Linked DNA regions of Homo sapiens: region 2 is linked to region 1. The links are chromatin loops, found by intact Hi-C in ENCODE. Cell type or tissue: mammary epithelial cell. All regions are shown on one strand. Each heading gives the region's core, and the rest is flanking DNA. Links, peaks and the distances in the headings are about the cores only. Region 1 overlaps NFIB (nuclear factor I B). Region 2 overlaps NFIB (nuclear factor I B).

What was found. A loop is a pair of places that touch in the nucleus more often than their neighbours do. Peaks named below come from ENCODE experiments on the same cell type or tissue, not always from the same donor. Only the 100,000 strongest peaks of a DNase experiment are listed, where the experiment ranks them.
Region 2: a loop joins it to region 1, with 2.9 times the contacts of the local background. A loop is called at or near these places in 5 of 110 quality-filtered maps.

What each region holds. Positions count from the first base shown.
Region 1 is chr9:14,076,475-14,087,137 of GRCh38, reverse strand. NFIB (nuclear factor I B) reads left to right here. Exons shown (of 11, transcript NM_001190737.2): 11 at 1-5,290. Among named protein-coding and RNA genes, the nearest start is that of LINC00583, 150 kb to the right of the region's middle. In mammary epithelial cell, for the core only: a CTCF peak has its summit at 5,772; DNase peaks (open chromatin) are centred at 5,687 and 6,067; H3K27ac peaks cover 1,332 bases.
Region 2 is chr9:14,200,194-14,210,856 of GRCh38, reverse strand. All of the region lies in intron 2 of NFIB (nuclear factor I B), which reads left to right. It also overlaps the pseudogene RPL7AP47. Among named protein-coding and RNA genes, the nearest start is that of NFIB, 110 kb to the left of the region's middle. RefSeq lists an enhancer at 5,870-6,369. In mammary epithelial cell, for the core only: no CTCF peak of the experiment used is centred there; a DNase peak (open chromatin) is centred at 5,166; H3K27ac peaks cover 2,251 bases.

The DNA.
Region 1 (10,663 bases), core at 1,181-9,180:
CTATAAAATCTGCATTATAGAGACAAAGAGGCAGGCAAATCCATGTCACAAGGGTAAAGCTTACAGTTTACAAACTGGGAACGCCAGGGTGTAGGATATAAAAACGCACTCTTGAGAAAACAAATGTAATCAGGGTGCTGAAAACTTGCATGGTGCTTTCAGACATTAGCCTTGTTCAACAAATTTCTTGTATTGACAGATCCATAGTGTGCATGGGCAGACACATTTTGCCTCTATGTCTCTTAAAATTTTAATTAAAAATACTCTTTCCAGTAATCCTAATTTGCACGAAGATATAATGTCCACATTACGTGCCTTGCCTTGAAATCTAAAAAACAAAAAACAAAAAAAAAAAAACAAAAAAATACAACAAAGTGACATCACTACACTTGTTTTGCTGCATTTATTATCATTTTAAATCTTTACCATTTTTATGACAAAATATTTTGTACTCCAGACGAAGAAAAATGTGTGACATCATGGATTTTTTAGACAGTTATACCTTTATCTCACATTTATAAAGCATATCATGGCTGTGTATAGTTGCCGCTTAAAAATTGTAATCGACCAGCAATATTTTCAGTATTTTGGTGTTTTTTTCTATTAACCTTTCATGTTTTTCATCTTCCAATTAATATTTGGGGGGGAGGGGTTTCAAATTTATACGAATTATGCAATACCAAGTTTTGCCTATGTAGGTAGTGCTTTTAGCTGTATTGGTTATTATAGGTAAGTACACAGATTTAAAAAAAAAATAATGTATGCTTTTTTGTTTGTTTGTTTGTTTTAATTGACCAAAGTGGGTACTGCTATTTTTGCAGTGTGATGAGGTCCTTTTGTGTACTGAGAGATGGACAGGGGATTTTTTTTAATATACATATATATATATTCTGGGGTGGGTGGGAGGATTTTTAACACTTTGCAGTGTAGCTGTGAAGCAGTGCACCCTGAGATGGGCCTGGGCTGCAAAGCGACTGTTCTGCCTACTGTGACAAACTTCAACTTACACAGGTTCCCCTCTCTAACTTCCCACCTGGGTTGCAAGCTGAACTCATTACTGGTTTTCATAACAACACAATAGTAAGAACAAGCAAACACAACAAATTCTCCTGGAGGCAGACTTGGCTTAAAAAGGCAGACTTGGCTTGGTGATAGTTTTTCTTGAAAGTTCCAGATCCACAGTGGAGAGTGAGCCTGTCTCATATTTGGCAAAAATATTTGTTGAAATGTCCACATAGGGGATGTTGGATGTTTAACACTTTTGAGAGTTTAACACATGAATATTCTTTCTCCTAGAAAACACATTAGACCTGTTGGAGGGAGTCTCCCGTATTCCTTTTCTGCCACTTTTCGTCCCCATTTCATTTCATTAATGATAGGATATGATTTACCTGTGACTTACTACTTCAAATGGATGGCAGTGCACTTGGATTTTTTTTTAATATCCAGAAGATTGAACAGAGGGTTGCTATTGTTGAATGTATTTGGACTGATAGATTAAAATCAAAGTTCAATTTTTAAGGAACAAAAAAGTAAATCCTGTTTTCATTTTATCTCCCCTTTTAAAACTGAGAACCAGAGCAGAAGGGAAATATAGAATTTTAAGCAATTAATCTTCCTGTGGATGAATTAAACCCATTAGATGCTGATGGGATTTTTTTAAGGAATGGTACCTTAACTATATATTTGATTTCGTTTCCCCTGAGGGCTAGAGGCTGAATGGAGGCTGGTTTTATTTTGCCTTTCCCTCACCGCCCAGTCCCATTGAGTGTATTCATTACTAGAAGGAAAATCTTTCAGAATTGGTGACACATGGTAGGCTGTCTTAAGGAGTCCCCTGGCCCCCTTCCCCTAGGCCATGGCCTAATAAAATAAACTGTCAATTGTTCTCACAGCATATCATTTAATAATGAATACTTTAGAACAATGCTTATGGGCTGGAGAATTGTATTTGATTAGCCCATTCAGTTTGATAGCCCAAATGCTGAACAGCACAGCGGGATCCTAGCAGTGCAAGTTCAAAAGTAAGTCCAATCATTTCTGTGATACTCGCCCTGGTAGCAAACAGATCATCTCAGCCAAGCTCTTCATGTATCTTTGACCTATTAGGTGAACAAATGAACCTCACAGGACACACAGTATTTTTTAAAGGCAGACTCGCTCTCTTTTTTGCCAGTGAGCAGTTCTAGCTAACCAAGTTACACACTGTGGGTATTCCTGCCTGCCTCTTGAATACAAAGGCCTAGTTCAAGTGTTGCTTTTTTTATTTCAAATCAATTTTTTCTTCTTTCCTTTTTGAGATAAAACTATTAAAAGTACTACTATATATATAAAATCTCAAATCAACTTTTCGGCCTCCTCCTCGTGTACCAGGAAGTATATTCTGACGAAGGGCCCCACTTTTGCAGGTCTTGCACGCCCCTCCCTTACCCAGAACTGCAGAGCTTCAGGATGGCGAAGGTCACCCAAGGGCATGAGTAGGGAGTGGTGTCTCCAACCATCAGTTCCGTGGCACTGTTCAGCCTTTGTGTGCTGCCCTGCCACCCACCACTCACAGTGCCTCTGAAGCGTGTTACCCCTGGAGTGACGTGAGCATTTGAGGCTTGTCTAAGGAAAAAAATAAAAGGCAGTGAAGGAGACTGTACATAAAGACATGGCAAAAATCTTAATTATAGCAATATAGTTATCGGGTAATGTTCGGGTGGGCAGCTCCATTAAAAAATATGTGAATGAATCTGTGAAGCTGCAAGTAGCGAGAAGAGCGAAAGGTCTTCTTAATGAACCGCCTACCTTGTAGACAGTAATTTGTACACTGTATAGTTTTGTTAAGAATTTTTTTTAAATTAAAATTCCCATGTTTGTAAAGCTAACTTTTTAACAATTATAATGGAACTATATGTTGTTTCCATTTTTAAAGTAAACAAGAATATTCCTTGTTTAGAGACTGGACTTGAGTTAAAACTCTCCAGTCTCTTAAGTTATGTATTAAAAAGAAAATCTGTCCATGTTAGGAGTTATTTCACAGATTCCTGTGCTTGAAAAGCATAGGATACTAATCCTTTAAAAAAGTGTAAATGGAGAAAAGTTATATTTTATGAAGGTTATTTTGTTGTATTTAGTATTGGAAAAGTTGGTTTCCAGAGCATTTCAGAATGTCGAAGCACCACTGTCTTTTTATTAGTATATACGGCCTTTAGCAAAAGTTTTTGTGATTGTTACGTGATGGTATTTAAGGTTAAGTTTCACAGAGCATTCAGGATAGGCAGAAAACTAAAACAGTGCTATGTCTCACATAACGTGTCCTCAGGGAGCAGAATCTTGGATTTGTGACTTGTAGCTTCATAAGGACTCAACGAAAGAGATTGCACAGGGACATCTTCAGCGGTGTGACAGCAGGACATGTTCTTTACCTAGATTCAAATTCTATGTACTGTGTGAAATGATGAAGGCTGCAGAAAGTTATCCCATATTCAGTGTACAGTATTCATTTTTAATGAAACAACTCTACAATATTGCTGGCAGATAGGCCCCAAGCATGACATTCAATATAGTTTACATGTTCCTGTCAAGGTCTTTTGTTAACATTAACCAGCTGCATGCTTTCTGGACTTTAAGAAATTGGGTTTCTATAGAAAACTTTTTTTTTTTTTTTTTTTTTAATGTGCAGGCTATTCAAGTTCAATAGTAAAAGCTCAAAAATGAATGTTCTACTCCATGCTGAAGGAGCTGAAAGCTGCCTTCTTCATATTTTGCACTTTCTGGTAGTTCCCCTGTTTTTTCTAATTCCCTAAAATTGTGTGGGTGGAGTGGAGCCCTGCAGTTGGGGGGTAACATGGACCACTGATTTTGCCCTTTGACCCTGCACAATGACCTTTGCATCAGCCAAACTCATTGCCATGACAACTCTTTGTACTGTGTCCGTGCCACAGATCTGTTGGTCACATTGTTAATAGTAAAGGGGACAAGTTGGAGACGGTCAATTTTTACATTTTTTGTTGCAATTTTTTCTTCAATGGTTGTAAGTAGTTTTTTTTTTTTTTTAATAATAAAAGGGTTCACTAGTTAATACTCTAGAAATATCTGTGTGTTGCAATTCAAATGTATGTTGAGATTGTGAAAAGCGCTTCAGTGCCACTAGCTTACCGGTACACTAGACTAAGCCCTTGATGACTTATTGCATGATACAGTACCAGGAACAACAGGTGGCCTAAATACATGAAAAGCAGTGTAAGCTAGTGACACTAAAGCCAGTCTTGTATTACTGTATTTTTGACAGAATGGTTTTGAAAACTGTGCTACAGGGACTGATGTGGCAAATATATCTCTTTATGCAGAAGGAAGTCTTTTTTTTTCTTTTTTTTTTTTTTAAGAAGTATGGCTTTTTATGCATCCTTCATCGAGGGCATTGAAGTTGCATGGACTGATAAAAGTTGATGCAAAACAAGAAAGAAACAAACAAAAAAAAAAAACCAGCAAAATGTTTACCAAAAAACTCAAACAAATGAGCAGTGCCTGTTCAATTTCACAGTCTCTGTTGAGTTCAGTTGTAAATATGTTTCAAATGACATTTTCTTGGGAAAAAAAATCTCTACAACATTGTAGAATGTGAGGGGTAACTACATCCCAGGCATAGGTTTCTCAAAGCTGCAGTAGATTATGTCTTCATCAAGCTGTTAATTTGTGCTTATATCATATAGAACTTTTAGCATCCTGGGAAGAGCTGCCCCCACCTCAATGATATTTCTCTGAGAACAACTTTTGTAGGACTGTGTGTTTCTTTAGATACATTTAGTACAACTGTAGGTGACGAGTAGTCAGTTATTGCTTGCTAGCTACACACCAGGGTTGATCCATTTTAAAACTTTTGGCATTTTGTCCTCATGGGCCATAAATACAGAACCTTGTATTTTAATTAAATTTTTTTACAAAAGGAGGCACATGCACAATCTCCATGTAACAAACCTTTAGCAGTAGGATGTATTATACGACAGTTACTTAATTTCTAGAGTTCAGGCCTCTGGGATCAACCCCAGACTGGGCCAGAATGTTAGTGAAGGTTTTATTGTGCCCGGTTGGAGGATAACGTTCTTTGGGTACTTTTTGTGGGTTGCAAATGAACTCAATTGCCACAAGTTTTAAACTGGTGTAAATCAAGCTTGACTTAATGTGATTGTTACTGTTATATCCAGCCTATACTGCTAGCAGCTGCTCATACTGCAGTCAATTACTGGAAGCGGATATATTTCCTATGCAAAAACTGTTTAAACAATAAAATGAGCTATGCTACAGACTCTGGCCTCATGTTTTATTTTTCTCCTCATCGTCTCCTTGCTGTTCTGCCTACATTAATGTTGGGTCAGTAGTGTCCCAGAAATTGATCTTGGCCCTTAACTTTGGGGGTTTTGTAGCACTGATTTAATTATTAGCATCTGGGATAGTTAATATTTCAGTTCAATATTTAACCGTATATCTGTGTATATCTATATAATCCTTCCTTGCAGTTCCTAATAAATACAGTCATCCCAAGCTTTCTAAACAATGACAGTAAAAAAAAAAAAAAAGAAAGTGCAGTTATAGAATCGCAGACCTCACTCTCTGAGAAAGGCCTTTGAGCAATACGTTGAAGACGATGTGTGCCATGATGACTGGACTGTGGTCTCTGTGAGAGAAAAACCACAGGGCATCAAACACTGAACAGAAAAGGTAAGCCCCGGGGACACCCTGTGGCTGTGGGTTTAGTGGTTACATGAATACTGCAGGAGAGCAATTTCTTCCTGCAAATGCCTGAAAAGGAGCAGCATCTTGTGTTTCCAAGAAGCAGTGCTACTTTTCAACACAAGCAGGGGTGATGTTCCCTTTTCACAGGGAGACATACACAAGGGCTAAAACCGAGGACCGGGTCCCAAATCCAGCCTCACTGAAAGCAGCATTTCTGAATGGAGTCAGCTGGAGTTCAATAATAGCTAATTGAAAAGGAATGAGCTTAAATGGTTTTGTGATCCATCTGAGTGATGTGCATAAATGAAGCAAAAATAATGCAAGCTTCATTGAAAATAGAGATAAAAATGCCTGGAATTTGACTATCCCAACCAAAGACTTGCTGAGACAGATCTGACTGCCTGATCCGACCAACTCTGATTTGTGGCTGAGGTTTCTTTCATGTCCCCAAACCACCCTGGTTTCCACCACTGTGTGTGGAGTCGTATGGAAATTGATGGACTATAATATCCTGGAAAAAAAAAATTGGAGAATCCTGGAAGTATGAGACAGTAATTGGATTTCTTAGAAAATGAAGACATTTCTTAAGAAATGTTTGAGAATATTATCATTGAAATAAAACTTTTACCTATAGAGAGATTTTTGCCTTTTTAAAAACGTTTGGCTCTATTGGCAGAGATCAAGATTTAGGCTGAGGCGGATGGATTGCTTGAGCCCAGGAGTTCAAGACCAGCCTGGGCAACATGGTGACACTCCCATCTCTACAAAACATACAAAAATTAGCCAGGCATGGTGGTACATGTCTGTTTTTCCAGCTACTCAGGAGGCTGAGGTGAAAGGATCACCTGAGCCTGGGAGGTTGAGGCTGCAGTGAGCCATGATCTTGCCGCTGCACTCCAGCGCCTGGGTGACAGAGCAAGACCTTGTCTCAAAAAAAAAAAAAAAAAAAAAAAAAAAAAAAAAAAAAAAAAAGATATTTAGGGATCAAAGAAAGATGGCAGTTACAAAGGAAGAATACACAGGAACAATTGAAGGCCCATGCCTTAAGTTAAACTGCCTGATTTCAAATTCTGAAAATACCCTGACTAGCTGTGTAGCAAATAAATAAACTTTACCTCAGTTCTCTCATCTGTAAAATTAGATATTAATGACAGTACCTGTCTCATTAGACTATTAAGAGGATAAATAAGATTGCACATGTAAAGCCTTTATCACAGTGTCTGGTACATGTTATTAGGCAATGTGATACATATATGAGTCAGGAATGAATGGATTCATTCGTTTTTTTTGGGGGTAAGAACATAAAGGCATGAATTATTTTTATTGGCCATTTTTGTTTTGTTTTGTTTTACTGTGATTAAAAAATAATTGAATGGCTACTGTTCAGAGATCATGACTTCCTTTCCCTTTTAGCTTTAACTCTGTGTCAGCCAGCAGAATTTTCCTGACAGGTATTCCAGCAGACTTCTTCCAAGACACCGTTTCTGAAACTGCATGCCCATACGTGGTCTTACTTTCCCTTCTTTCCCTTCAGATGTTGTCAGTATTTTTCTTTGTGAAGAGAGAAAAGCATTGATTTCTCAAGTGTATTAATTCTCCAAGTAGTTTTATTTTATAGGAGACACTTAGGATTTGCAAGGAATAGACGTGTATTCAAATGGAGAAAGTCATGGGTATTAAACCGAAGCAGCTGGGGAAGAGGAATTGCAAGGCAAGAGGGCAGTGGCTCACCTCCCTTCCCTTCCCTGACACTCCATTCTCCCCTCCAAGGTGAGGACTGGATAAGGATGTGGAATCTACAATGGACTGGGAGAGACTGGATAAGCTGAGATATGAACTTTCCAAACTTCACACCAAGGAGCCCCACCGAGTCTTTACAGGACACACCAGCTGTTCCCACCGAGAAAGGAAACAAAACTTTTTTTGTTTGTTTGTTTCTTTCAGGATACCTCCCTCTGTGGAATCCCCTCTTCTGCATTGTCTTTCACTCCTCTTTCATCAGGTCACAAATGCCACTATTCCATCCTTAGTCCTTTGTCCAAAATTGCCATTTTCACTCTGAGTTGGCATCTACGATGATGCTCACACTATCTCTTGTTCCGAAGTGGTCCTTTCCTCCACATCAACAAAATGTCCACTCTGGGGTACCTGTACTGGTGGATTTTGATTGGATTGAAATCACTCACACTAGGGTCTGAATAATAGACTTAAGGGCATAGTGGTGGTGGGGAACCTTGCATGAAGTTATTGCCACTATCATTTTTTTAAGACAGATGATTCCTCTGTGTACGTATGAAGAAGACTTCTTGGTGCTTGCTTGTTTTTTTGTTGTTGTTTTTGTTTGCTGTAGGAGTTAGAAACACAATTGGATACAGACGAGGTGGGGCACGCCACATAACTGGGTTAAACAGGCAGCGTTAACAATGGGAGGGTAGAGGCTGTGATGACCTGGAAAGGGACATTTATGTTAAACAAGAACAGCTGGAGCTGTAGGCAGCTCATGAGCTGCCTTTACATACGAGGCTTGTTATTTTACAGAACGCCCTCACTGCCGCTCGTACATGTGACTGTTGAGGAAAATGCATGGGATCTGCATTGTTTTATGGCCCATGGCTCTATTGGATCCATCCCCACCACCTCTACCAGTGTCCTGTACCTGCACCCCACAAGGTACAGAGGGAAAAGAGATTCTTTCCAGAAAGAGACAGAATTTTAAGGGAATCCACCATGTACTTATCACACATGTTTCTCCCAATTACTCTTTCTCAGATTTTTATCCAATATTGCAGAATCAAAATTTTCTATGTTAGTGCAAAACTTATAAGCCTTTACACCTATTCAGAGAAATAACAGAAATGACAGGCCTGGAGCAGTGGCTCATGCCTGCAGTCCCAGCACTTTGGGAGGCCAAGGCAGGTGGATCACTTCAGCCCAGGATTTCAAGACCAGCCTGGGCAATATGGGGAAACCCCATCTCTACAAAAAATGCAAAACTTAGCTGGTTGTGGTGACATGTGCCTGTAGTCCCAGCTACTCAGGAGGCTGTGGTGGGAGATGAGCTTTGGGAAGTTGAGACTGCAGTGAGCCAAGATTTCACTACCACTGCACTCCAGCCTGGGTGACAGAGTAAGACCCTGTCTCAAAAAAAAAAAAAAAAAAAAAAAAAAGAATGACGATGTTGGAACTTTGGCATAATAAATTCAAATTAAAACATTTGAAAATAAAATTTCAGCACAATATCCATTTCTACCTCACTTCTTTGTCTTATTTGTAAAAATCACATAAACAACCTGGTGTTTCCAGTACCTTACCAAATTATCCAGTAGATTTAAATATCCCCATTTCTTAACTGCCTTGTAATTATTGCTTGATTTATTAAACAGAAGACTGACTGAATCGAGAATCGTTGATTTTTCTATGCCAAAAAATGTTGACTTCTATTAAAGCATATTCTAGGCAAGACAATGTAAACTGGATTTCAAGAAAGTGCAGAAGTGGGAGTATATGGGTTTATTGTGGACTTTTATTTGTGAAACTGCTGAGATTGTTTCATAACCCAGCAAAGTAATCAGTTCCAAATTAGTGTTCAGATTAGATAATGATAACTTAAACATATCTCGCCCTATTTGTAAACATAAGCACTCTTTTCCATTCCAGAGTTTTCAGAAAAACGCACATATTAAGAAGTGTAGGGTTAAACCTAATTTTAATTGTACTTTCTATCCTATTGACATCATAGGCAGGGTAAATGAAGGGAAAGGAAGTAATAGTCGCCTTTGCTTTCTTCTTTTGGAAGAAACATATACAAACTAGAAGGTAATCAACCCCCTTTAATGAACCCAAATATTAATATTCTAATGTGTGCAACAAAACCTGGAAAAAGCAAGAATCATATTAAAATTAGGGGGGAAAACCCAAAAGATAAAAAAAGATGTAAATAACATTCTTGGGTAGTAGGAAATAATTAAGACCACAAATTTTTTTATAAACCTATCAATTTTACATTTTAGTTGTAGCTCCACAATCATCACAGAATTATAGCTAGCTCTTAACTAATTGAATAACTGATTAGACAGAATACAGTAGAGATGAAACAATTCTTAAATGTTCTTGACTTTTTTTCTGATACATTTGTGTCCTTCCCAAATACAACATATACGTATATCTTCAGTTTTCCTGAGAAGTTCCAATTATATCTACTCTTATCTGTAAAATTAACTTAATTAAACTTGTAAGCACATTTAATTTTATGTCCTTATAAAAATTTAGCATAGAAGATTATTATTTAAGCAGAAAAATACCCAAATATGTTTTGAGGTTTGGAATAAAAGGTATACCACCAAATCCAGAAAGTTCTGGAATCTCACCTGTGAAGACACAAACCCATTGGTCTGGTAGAGATCACATTAATATTCACATTGATCTCTTGCCTGGGTAGCCTGAAATCAAACTAGGTTCTAGCTTATGTCCTTTCTGGGAATACTGATCAAATCGTGAGCGTGTTACCTGAGCCAGTGCCATCCATGTGGGCCGCCCTGGCTTTGGTGCGTCTCCCCTTCTTGCTCTCTGTTGATGCAGTGCCATTCCCACAGGCTGCCCCTCTGGTGAGAAGCCTCAGTGCACATTTTCTGTTGAGTTTAAAGGAAGGTTGTGAGGAGAAATAAGTCAAATTAATAGCACATGTTAGAAATCACCAAGCCGCCAATGTCAAGATTTTCCTATTAACAGTAACGAAGGTCCATCACAGAGGATGCTAGAGGGCAGGAAACAGTTCAAATAAGAGGGAAACAGTTTTGTTGGCAGCAATGTAAGAGTAAATGGAGTTGCCATTTGTTGAATTATTACTGAGTCATGCCCTGGGCTAAGTCTTTCACTTGTATTATCTTATTTAATCCTCATAAGACTGATAAAAGAGAAGTATACTGATAATACTCTTATTTTACAG
Region 2 (10,663 bases), core at 1,826-9,825, 120 kb before region 1:
CACAAATGAAATTTGAAATGGGAAGTTTTTTTAGGACTCAGTGATGAATGTTTACATTTGAAAGTTAAAAATTTTCTTTCTGTTTTTTTCCAGTAAAAATTCAAAACAAATTAAAACAGTGAATGATGTTTTCTATTGTACTTATAGTAATCATCTCTTCTGCTTGAAGTTTTATTATTTGGCCATATAAAGTGACAGATCATTGTAACCAATTTGTGGTTTTAACCATCAGAAGTAATTGACTAACGATGCTATTTATATTTGGTTAGGGATTAATGGAGGGGTGTGGGTGTGTGTTTGTGTGAGTGTGCACATGTGTGTATGTATACTTACATTTTAGCGTATTTTCTTCGTAAGTGAAGTGCCAAAAACAATTTGTAAAGCAATTCTGTTTTTTTTGGTGTTCTCAAACTCAAGGGTTTTAATCACTTTTTAAGTTCATTTTTCGTTATTTTTAAAGTTTTGAATTATTTTTTGCAAAAATCTTAAAGTAAAAAAGAACTTTTATCTCTAGAGTGGAACAGATGAAAAGGGTAGAGATCTTAACCACAAAAAATGTTTTAAATACCCTCTACATTTACTACTTTACACGTACAACTTGGATGCCTCTCTATATATTTAGTTTCATTCAAGTTTTCCAGTTTTCATTCTAAAAAGGAAGCAAAATACAGAATCCTTTTTCCAAAGGAAAATGTTTGTAGTGTCATGAAAAATGAGAACAGATGGCATTGTAAAGCTTTGGGGAGATGTGTAGCGCTTCAATTCAAATTGTTAGGCAAAGTCGGAGACAAATACATAGCTACCAATTGTTGTAGTTATTTATATGACTTAATTCAAGTATGTAAAACAAAAACGTAGAAAGGATAGAATTTTGCTTCTTGTATTAAATAAAAAGCATTTTTGTAATTTATGATCCAGCCCTCACCAAGTGAATGCCTAAGCAACCAGGTTTTTTTTAGGAAAAAAAAAAATAATCAGGAAAAGCAGTTCTAGTCATTTAAAATGTATCCTGTACTTTTGGGTTTCACAGTGGGCAAGTTTACCCAGAGGCAGTGTGACAGCCTATTAGCAAAATAAATAGATCTTCCAAACTTGTAGTCCTCTGCTCTTTTCCCTCCACTTTTAAGTAAATTAGCTTTTCAGTGCGTCTGGGCTTGGGTTGTGGTAGGATGCATTAACTTCTCCCCACACTGTTCTGATTGCGCAGCAAAGCGTCCATTACCAATACCATATCCAAAGTGACGTTTCCATACAGGCTGCCTGCTGTTTCATTCATAACCACAAAACAAACTGAAATGACTTTACTTCTTTTTACAACTTGCAAAGAGTTAATGGACTGTGCTGGCCCCCTGCCAAAACCTTTAAGAAACTTTATTAATGTGTTATGAGGCTGGGACACCATAGTGTGGGATTTTATTGGTTATTCATCTTAATGAATAAAAATATGTATGCACAATTAAAGCCACATTCTCTAGCAATTGCCTTCTAATAAATGTTGAGTCTTTGTCAGTGCCCGTCATTGCATTTGCTTATCGATTGTGATCCTTTTCCTTCCAAATCCTAAAGTTACCAGTAGTGCAATTACGTGAACTTTAAAGAAATACCAGCTTAGTATTGGAAACGAGCAATTATTCAGTGATGAAAAGAACATAAGCATGTCATAAAAATGAATTAAAAATATCTCCATGTCAGAAACAGTAGTTATAATCTGCAGCATTTTTCCCACTATATATGAAAAAGGCTGGGCTGTGATGTATTGATGATTCATAAGACAGAGGCAACATAATTTTGCTGTAGATCATGTAAGAAAGTGATAGTGGAAAAAAATAACTTGTTTACTCTGACATGCTACTTATCAGAAAACATTTCATTTTTGTGTACATTTTTGTTGTTCTTTCATCTCTGACTGTTTCTTCTTTTCCCTTATGGGTGGGGTGTTGCAAGGAAGAGATGAGGGCAGAAATAATATCATATTGGAAACTAAACTTAAAAAAAAGACTGAGTGAATCAGTGGGTCTAGATGAATTTAATACTGGAGTTGTTTGAGAAAAGATGAATATTTTTGCATTTTTTTGAATATATGCTTTGTCCTCTGAATAGAATACTGTATATCTTCAAAACATTGTTGAATGGTCCTCAGTTTATGAGAATAATCCCAAGTACCTAAAATGAGGGAAACTTCCAGGATGTTTTTTGGCAAAATGATTTTCATATTATGGTCATTGGAATAGGATAATTTTATACCACTCTATCAAAAGTACTTGTGAAGAGTCCTTAAGGAAAAAAAAAAAAAAGCTCTTTTAAGTAAAAATACCAGGAAAATGAACACATTACAACTTCAAAGTAGTAAAATAAAAACTTAAGTCACGTCTGTTTTTATGAATTTAGTCGTAATTCATACTCACATTTGAGACATAAAGTAATTTCTTGTTTTGCCACAAGTAGACGTGAGAATAATTCAGTTCTTCTTGAATTAGCAAATTTGGAATGAGGTGTAATTTTTTTCTTTTTTAGTACAATTTAACCTTGATGTCGGAAGGATTGCCAATTGAAAGAAAAAAAATCTAAACTGCCACTACACTGAACACGTATCGATTTACTCTCTTAGTCTTTTTTTTAACACCACGTATTGCTTTGTTGTATAGATGAATTAGAACCTGTCTGGAGTTTAAAAAAATGGCCTACCCTGAGGTCATTAAAATCAGATTACAAATATGGAATAAAAGTGGAAAGATGATTCTAAAATGACTTTTGGGGTATAAAACTATTTAGGGAGTGGGAAGTGACCTTTGAATTTAGATTTTGAACATTGTGTGCAGCTTGTCATCTTTTCAAGTCATCATGCTGAGGCATTTGGCCTTGTGAATCTGATGGTGCTGTGCTCTGTATGGGAACCCACCACCTAAATTCAACCAAGGAAATGTTTGACCTTGGGCTCTTTCCTTGAGTCTCATTTAGCCCTGTGTGAGAAAGTGGTGAACATTGTGTTGGTGGATCTGTCTTTCAGGTGGCAATGGAAACGGGCTCTTCTCTGTGGTCATGTTGTCTCTGTAGATAAACCATCAGACCTTGAACTCTGGTTAAGTACAGCCAAGACCGTAGTAACATTCATGTGAAAAATGACACGTGGGAGAAATTAGACTCTCATTTACGAGATGTGGCTTAGAGGGGGATTACTTGATCCTGTGGTGAAGCTTCAGGACTTTGGTGGGAGATGAAGAGGTTTGTGGGGAAGGAGGAAGGTAGTGGCTTTGAAAATGGTGTCTGGTGTCACATGCAGTCCCTGCACGGAGCTGCTCATGCCGAGCTGGCCCTTTGCCTGTCAGCAGCATGCACTGACTTAGTCCTCAATTTGTGGCATGCTATGGGCAAAAGGGGTTTTCTGGTCTCATCCTCCTCCCAGTTTGTACACATTACCAAACCACAACATAAACTCCCCACAGTCAGTGGCCTCCACTCAAGGGAGGCTTTTGCCAGGAAAATTGGGAAGGTATGTGTCAAAAATTAGAAAAAATTGACTAAGGAGCCCTGTAATTGCAGAGGTGCAACCTCTACCTGGACTGTATCTCTTTTTCTGTCCAGTGGTGACACCTCTAATTTGGGAAGACAGTAATTTAGTTTGGATTCTGGGGTCAGTTTGGCTTGGGTTTAATTCCTGGCTTTTTCAGTTATTAGTTGGATAGCCTTAGGCAAGTTTTCTCATCTGAAAATGGGAATAATAATAGCATCCCTTAGTGTTATCGCAAGGACGAAATCTATGGATACCGTAATATTGAGAACAGTATTGGACATGTAAACAAATACTCAATGACTGTTAGCCTTACTATTATTTTATTACTGTTCACCTAGAAGATATTTGCTGCTAAGAGGAGGATAAGCTAACATTGTAAGCACATACAATGTATGGAATAGTGGGGTTTTACACAGCTAATCACCATTTAGCCTCACTGGAATCCTTTCATTTGTAGGTGACAATTTTATATGCGTTGCACTGTCTTGTGCAGTCAGTAAGACATAGAGCATGATCTCCAAAAACTTGTATTCTAGTTGGGGATATAAAATATAGCTACTTGGCAATATATACCAAACATGACTGAAACTAAGACACAGGCAAAATCTGAAACCATCCCTTAGGTTTTTTTTTTTTTTTTTTTTTTTTTTGTAAAGCATGTTGTCTGAATCTCATAACTCTGTATATGATAGCATAGGGTCTCTTTGCAGGTACTAGATGGTCAATCAACATTTATCGAATTCTTCTGTTTGTTGAGCAGATTGTTGTTTTAGTATTTGGAAACTCTCAAGGAAGAAAAGGTAATAAGTCAGCAGTGTCAGACCATAAAATCTCATGAAAGGAAAGAAATTAGCTCAAGTTTTAAGAGTGTTAGTAAGGGCCAGGTGCTTGGCTCACACCTGTAATCCCAGCAGTTTGCGAGGCCGAGGCAGGAAGATTGCTTGAGCTCAGGAGTTTGAGACCAGCCTGGGCAGCATGGTGAAACCCTGTCTCTACCAAAAATACAAAAAAATTAGCCAGGTGCATCTGTGGTCCTAGATACTCAAGAGGCCGAGGTGGGAGGATTGTTTGAACCTTGGGAGGCGGAGGTTGCGAGTGAGCCGAGATCATACCACTGCACCTGAGTGGCAGAGTGAGATTCCATCTCAAAGAAGAAAAAAAAAAAAAAGAGAGAGAGAGTTAGTAAGTTACTAGTGAACTAGAAATATTTTTTGAACACAACCACTCTGTTTCACCTGTCTGTTAAGAGTGGCCCATTATTAAATAGCTGTGTGACTGATTATTTTGATAACTAATTAAACAAAGGATAAAAGTCCCTAAATGTCTTTTACGCAGAAACATAATTAATAATGCTGAGAAATTATTCTGCTGTAAAAAGGTCCAGGAAAAGTGTGTGTGTGTGTGTGTGTGTGTGTTTTTCAGGTGACTACTGGAGAATAGACATTATTCAAAATATACGATTAAAGAGACATTAGATTTTCTTCTCCTAAAATGGAGACTTAAAAAAATTAAGTAAACAATATTGGTGTGGCTCTGCTGAGTGTGTGGACATATAATTCAAGCTAGAATGGGCATTCAGTGAATAAGCACTATGATGAATACCACCAGTTTGTGTCAGCATTATGGAATTCATCTTTCACCTCTGAATTATCTTTCAGCAGAGGCAAGAATGTTGGATTCAGTTGAAGCTTAGATTACCAAACAGTAATCACTGCCAATGATGATTACAGGAGTACACCAGGCCTAATGTGTCTCTCAACCTGAGCTTAAACTTGCGGAACAGTCTCAAAGAAAAATCCACTGACCTCATTATGCAGTATTTGGCTGCTGTGAACATAGCCTGTTAGCTGGGATTTAAGTTTAACAGAGAAAAAAAGGACAGAGACAATATATACCTTGTGTATATATCGTACTTATGAAGGTGTACTTATGAAGTATTTTTAATTCTTCAAGTGTTTTTTATATTCCTACTATGAACAAATCAGTATGTATTTTTAGTTCCATGCAGTGTCTCCATCATTTCCTCCCTCCCACGTTTTCATTCCCCTTCCTTTCTTCTTTCCCTCCCTCCCACCCTGCTTTCCCTCCCCCTTCCTTCCTCCCTTCTTTTTTCCCCCTCCCCTCCCCTCCCTTCCTTCCAATTTTTGTTCCTTTGGTCAGCCCTTGGAACTCACTCACAGAGACTATGTATCTGATCTCGGTTTTTTTCAGTTTTATGCCACAGACATAGTTAATTCCTCAGATGTTTTTTGAAGGGAAATTTGTATTATTTTTATGTACAGAAAACTCAACAGTGTACATTTAACCCAGTTTGGTGGCAAGTTCTTTAGCTTTTGCCTTTTGAGCTTGGCAATGTAAGCCACAGGCTTGGGACCCAGGACATTGCCTCCCCAGTGATGACGGATCTCATTGGCTCTGTCGTTGTAATTGGTTCTGATAGCTACCACCAGCTTAACCAAAGCCCCTTTGTCTTCTGAGTTAACCTGTATGAAGGCAGCAGTGGTGCAGGTCTTCCTGTGGATTAGATGTCCCAGTCTTGTCTTCCCCTTGATATTGCAGTAAGGGACCCCCATTTTACGACACAGGGCAGGCAGGAACACAACCAGCTCGATGGGATCCATGTTGTATGCAATCACCACCAACTGAGCTTTCTTATTCTACACCAAGGTGGTGATGGTGTTAACTCCTGCTTGAAGGACAGGTGTTCTTAGTGGGGAGGTCCCCTTTGCCGGCGCTTTCTTCTCCGCCCGGGCCAACAGCCTCTGCTTCTTCTCTTGCTTTGTCTCTGGTCTGTACTTGTGGGGCAGCTTAAGCAGCTGAGTAGCTGTTTGGTGGTCCAGGTCCTGGGTGAACTGGTTAATCGCAGGAGGCATTTTCAGTCGCTTATAGAGGATGACTCTCTGCCGCTGCAACCTGCTATAGCGGGGCCATTTCACAAAGCGGGCGAGGTCTCTTTTGGGCTGGATGTCCTGTCTAATGCCAAAATTCTTAGGCCTTTTCTCAAACAGGGGGTTGACCACTTTCTTGGCCTCCTGCTTCTTCAAGACAGCAGGGGCCGGAGCCACCTTCTTCCCCTTGGCCTTCTTTCCTTTCCACATCTTGGGCAGTGGACGGCGGGAAAAGAGAGATCATTCCTCAAATTTTGAGGCCTGTGCCATAGAAAGGTATGAAAAGGTTTTCTTTTGTTAATGTTATTTTAATGTTGTAAGACAAACATAGCCTGTTAAAGGATGAGAAGAAAACAAATTAATTTTTTGGTTTTCATTTTTCATACACGTATGCTTTGATAGAGATTATAAGTTTATGTCAAAATCATGCCATTGCAAATGGGAAAGTGTTGGCTTTGCTTATGCTTCTCTGTAGTATGTTTTAATATGGTCAGAATTTGTTGAGGTTTTTTTTAACATTTTTTTTTCCCCACAAATTAAATGAGTTTCTTTAATCAGCAGAAAATATTGCGGGCATTATGTGTGATTGAAATGTTGAGGTCAGCAGAATTTCGTAAAAGACCCCTTGTCACCATTTTCTATCTGGTAGTATTCCAATATTCCTTTGTAGTTAGTTTTTCAAGCAGCTTTAACTACTGCAACACAAAAGTTGTGGTACCAAGTCTTATTTATGAGGGAAATACACATTTTGACTTCCTGTGAGACAGACTTTAGACCCTGCCTTGGTAGCAGGGTTGGCCTTTGCCCTTGGTGAGGCGGGCCCAGGCCGGCGACATTTCAGGAGGCCGCTTGGCAGCCATTTTAGATCCTGCCCGCGCGGAGAGCTCCTGGCTGCCAAAAACTGCAGTCGCTCCGTGCCAAGACACTCTTGGCAGTGGAGATAAACTTTGTAGAGATACACAGTCCAGAAATATCTTATAATTACAAAGCACAGGGGGCAGAATGTTTTTACAATACAGCTGTGCTAATGTAAACATTTAATTTGGCAGCCTTCTCCACCCACTTTTCAATTAACCGGGTTTATGCAGATACTTTAGGTCTGTAATAAACTTTATTGCTAAGAGTACAGTTTATGAAACACAGATTTGAGGGGCTTTTTTGAGGGGTTTTCCATCCATTTAGGAAAGCACATTGTGAATGTTATGTTGCCGTGAATGGAAAGGGTAGCTTTCTGTCTCAAAAGATGCCATGGGCCTGGCTTAACTGAAACAATTGCTTTAGGAAAAAAAAAATGTGGGGGCTGTCTCCTTTGGCTTCTAAAGCATGCAAGAGGATATTAATAGAAGGAGGTAAAAATCACTTATATAGCTACAAAAAGACACTCGTGTTGATGATCATTCAAAAAGATAAATGTCCCCTGCAAGGCATGAGACTGTTTCAGAGATAAATTCCCAGTAACAGTTCTTACAGATGTAATTGTAATAATTGTGTGATCGCCATGATAATTATTCTTATGGAGTGAAAGAAATAATTTTCTATGTAAGTAGCATTCAACTGTTCAGCTCACAAAGCTAGTCAATAGATCGTTTTCAGCTAACCTAAAAAATGGTAGAGTTCATGGAGTTGTAAAGCTAAATTTGGTATTAATTGACATTGTGAAGGTGATTTTTTTCATAAGAAATATGACATCACAATCCATGATATCTCTTTGCATAGATTTGCTTACCCATTTCTCAGATACGTTAGAGAAAACCATATAAAATACTACACATATGGGTCGTTTTTCTAAAAGACAAGAAACGTAGAACCGATATTTTTATGTCATTCCATTTAGAAACTTTGCTTTGGTGATGATTTTTTTAAATTAGCTTTTGTTTTTTCTTGAGGATGGGTTTGAGTAGCAGAAAACCAATTCTTAACGATGTTTTCTCTCAGTACTCCTTTTGAGACTTTCATGTAGTGTGGCTCCATCAATATTCTATAATGGGATGTGACCACAAAGTAATTTTCATCCTAAAATAGTATTTGACTCTTCAGCTCCCGAACTAGTCAGTAGACCCCTTTCATCTATTCTGAAAGATAATGGAAGTCGGAGAATTTTAAAACTGTGGTCTCATTATTTTATAGTCTCATTATTTCATGCTGCAATAGCTGTTGTGCCATCATACCACCTTTACACATTCTGCTTATCACAGCTAAACAATGCTTTTGCAGTCTGTGGCTTTTAGTCTCTCATGTTTTAGTTGCTATAAACAAAAATTAAATGAAAAAGTTTGTCCCACTGCTAAATCTTTGTGTGTGTGTGTGTGTGTGTGTGTGTGTGTGTGTGAAAAGTATCAATTTTATCTTCAAAATATAATGATTACAGATTCTGCTTATTTGTAAATTGTATAGAGAGCACATTTTACCTGCTAGCAAGTGAATGAAAGTCAACATTGTGCAAATGAAACCATAAGCTCCATGAAGACAAGAACAAATCATCTTTTATTGACTGTTGTAGACTGAGTTCCAAGGATGATACATGGACCACTGTAGGTGTTCAGTCCTTTTCAAAAAAATAAACGAATGGATAAATATCATCTGTATATGTCACAATCAGAATATTGAATGTTAATTACCTGTATAAATTGATAGCTCATTATGACTTTTTTTTTTTAAGGTTACTTTGTCTTTCTTTTGGGAATTAATGCTCTTTGTCTCAGTTTCTTCATGGATAGTACATCCAAGATAAATTTGTATGCCATTTAAATAGATTCCCAAAATTATTCAGGGTAAGTTGGGATACAGGAGGTCACAATCTTGGAGAGAAGTAATGTATAAACAACCAACTATAATGCACTGGTCGGGCCCTGCACTAAAGTGTGAGCAAGACCATGTGGGCCCCAGAGGGTGGTCTCATTAGATGGGGCAATAAGGTTCAGGAAGGTTGTAACAGACGAAATTCAAGAGCTTTTAAAGATGAATTAGGCGTTTGTCTTGCATCAAATAAGGGATATTCCAGGCATAGAAACCTTATGAGCAAGGGCACAGACCTGCAGTTGCACGGCATATTCTAGGACTGTTAAGAAGAATATTAGGAAGTTGGGTGTGGGTGTGAGGGGGAGGGTAAAGGGTGATGGTTTCTGTGAGAGTGAGGCTAGGCTGGGGCCAGGTTATGGAGCACCTTGAATGCTGTACTAAGGAGGTTGTAGATTATCCTAGCTAGCAATTGGAAGCCACCAAGGTGTTTTAAGGAGTGAAGTGTTGTGATTCCTGGTGGCTATGCAGAGGATGGAGTCTGGTTATAGTGTGAAGAGTGAATCATAATGGCCTGAGGAGGCTGAGGCTATTGTGAGGTAAAAATGTGAAGCTCAATAAGGGACTTAGCACCAGTTGGGATGGAGATGGGGAAATAGGCTTGAAAGGAAGATAGAGTCTGGGCTGACAACTGAATGTGAAGCTTTGGGGAGTTGGGGTTTCTGGAATGAGCATTTTCAGCTTGGGAAACTGAATGGCTGTGAATGCCATTAATTGAGATATGGATTGGTTGCGGGGAGGCAAGAGTGTACAAAGGTTGTGCACTAGCAACATCAGGAGGAGTTTTGCAGTTAAAGAAGAGGTTAGGGCTAGATATGGAGATACAGAGTTCTCAAAAAACGGGTAGTATTTGTAAACATGGACCTAGCTGAGTTTGCTGAGGGGGAATGTACAAAGACAAGAAGATGGCCAAGTTGGATGGATCGTCTTTGGGATCACCAACATATAAGGGACCAACAGAAGAGAAGGAGATAGCCATCAAGACAGGAAAGCAGCCCTCAGAAATAGAGGATTGGACCTAAGAAAGGAGTGGTGCCCTAAAGGAAAAGGGAAGGAGAATTTCCAAAAGCTAGGGATACTTAGTGTGAAAAGTCAACTAAGTAGAGTCTGGGAAAGTCAAGTCGTGTTTTAAAAAAAATAGTAATTTTGGAGCTGAAACACATACTTAGACTTACCGATCCTGAGAGCTAGTGTTGGGCATGAGGATTATTATTTTCTTATCTCACATCGTGATCAGAGAGTATGTGAGTTTTGGTATTGTGTTTTATTCCTTGGTCTAACTTCACTGAAACAGATTCTGGGGTCCTGGGTTGCTTAAAGGATGAATATTCTGTAGACTTTAAGAAACTTCTGATGAAAACAGTGGATTATGTTTATTGTAATCTTTCTCTTCTACCAGTTCTGAGAGGAAATTTGCATTTTCTTCATCAAATTTCACCATTGACTACTATATTTTAAGGAGGAGAAG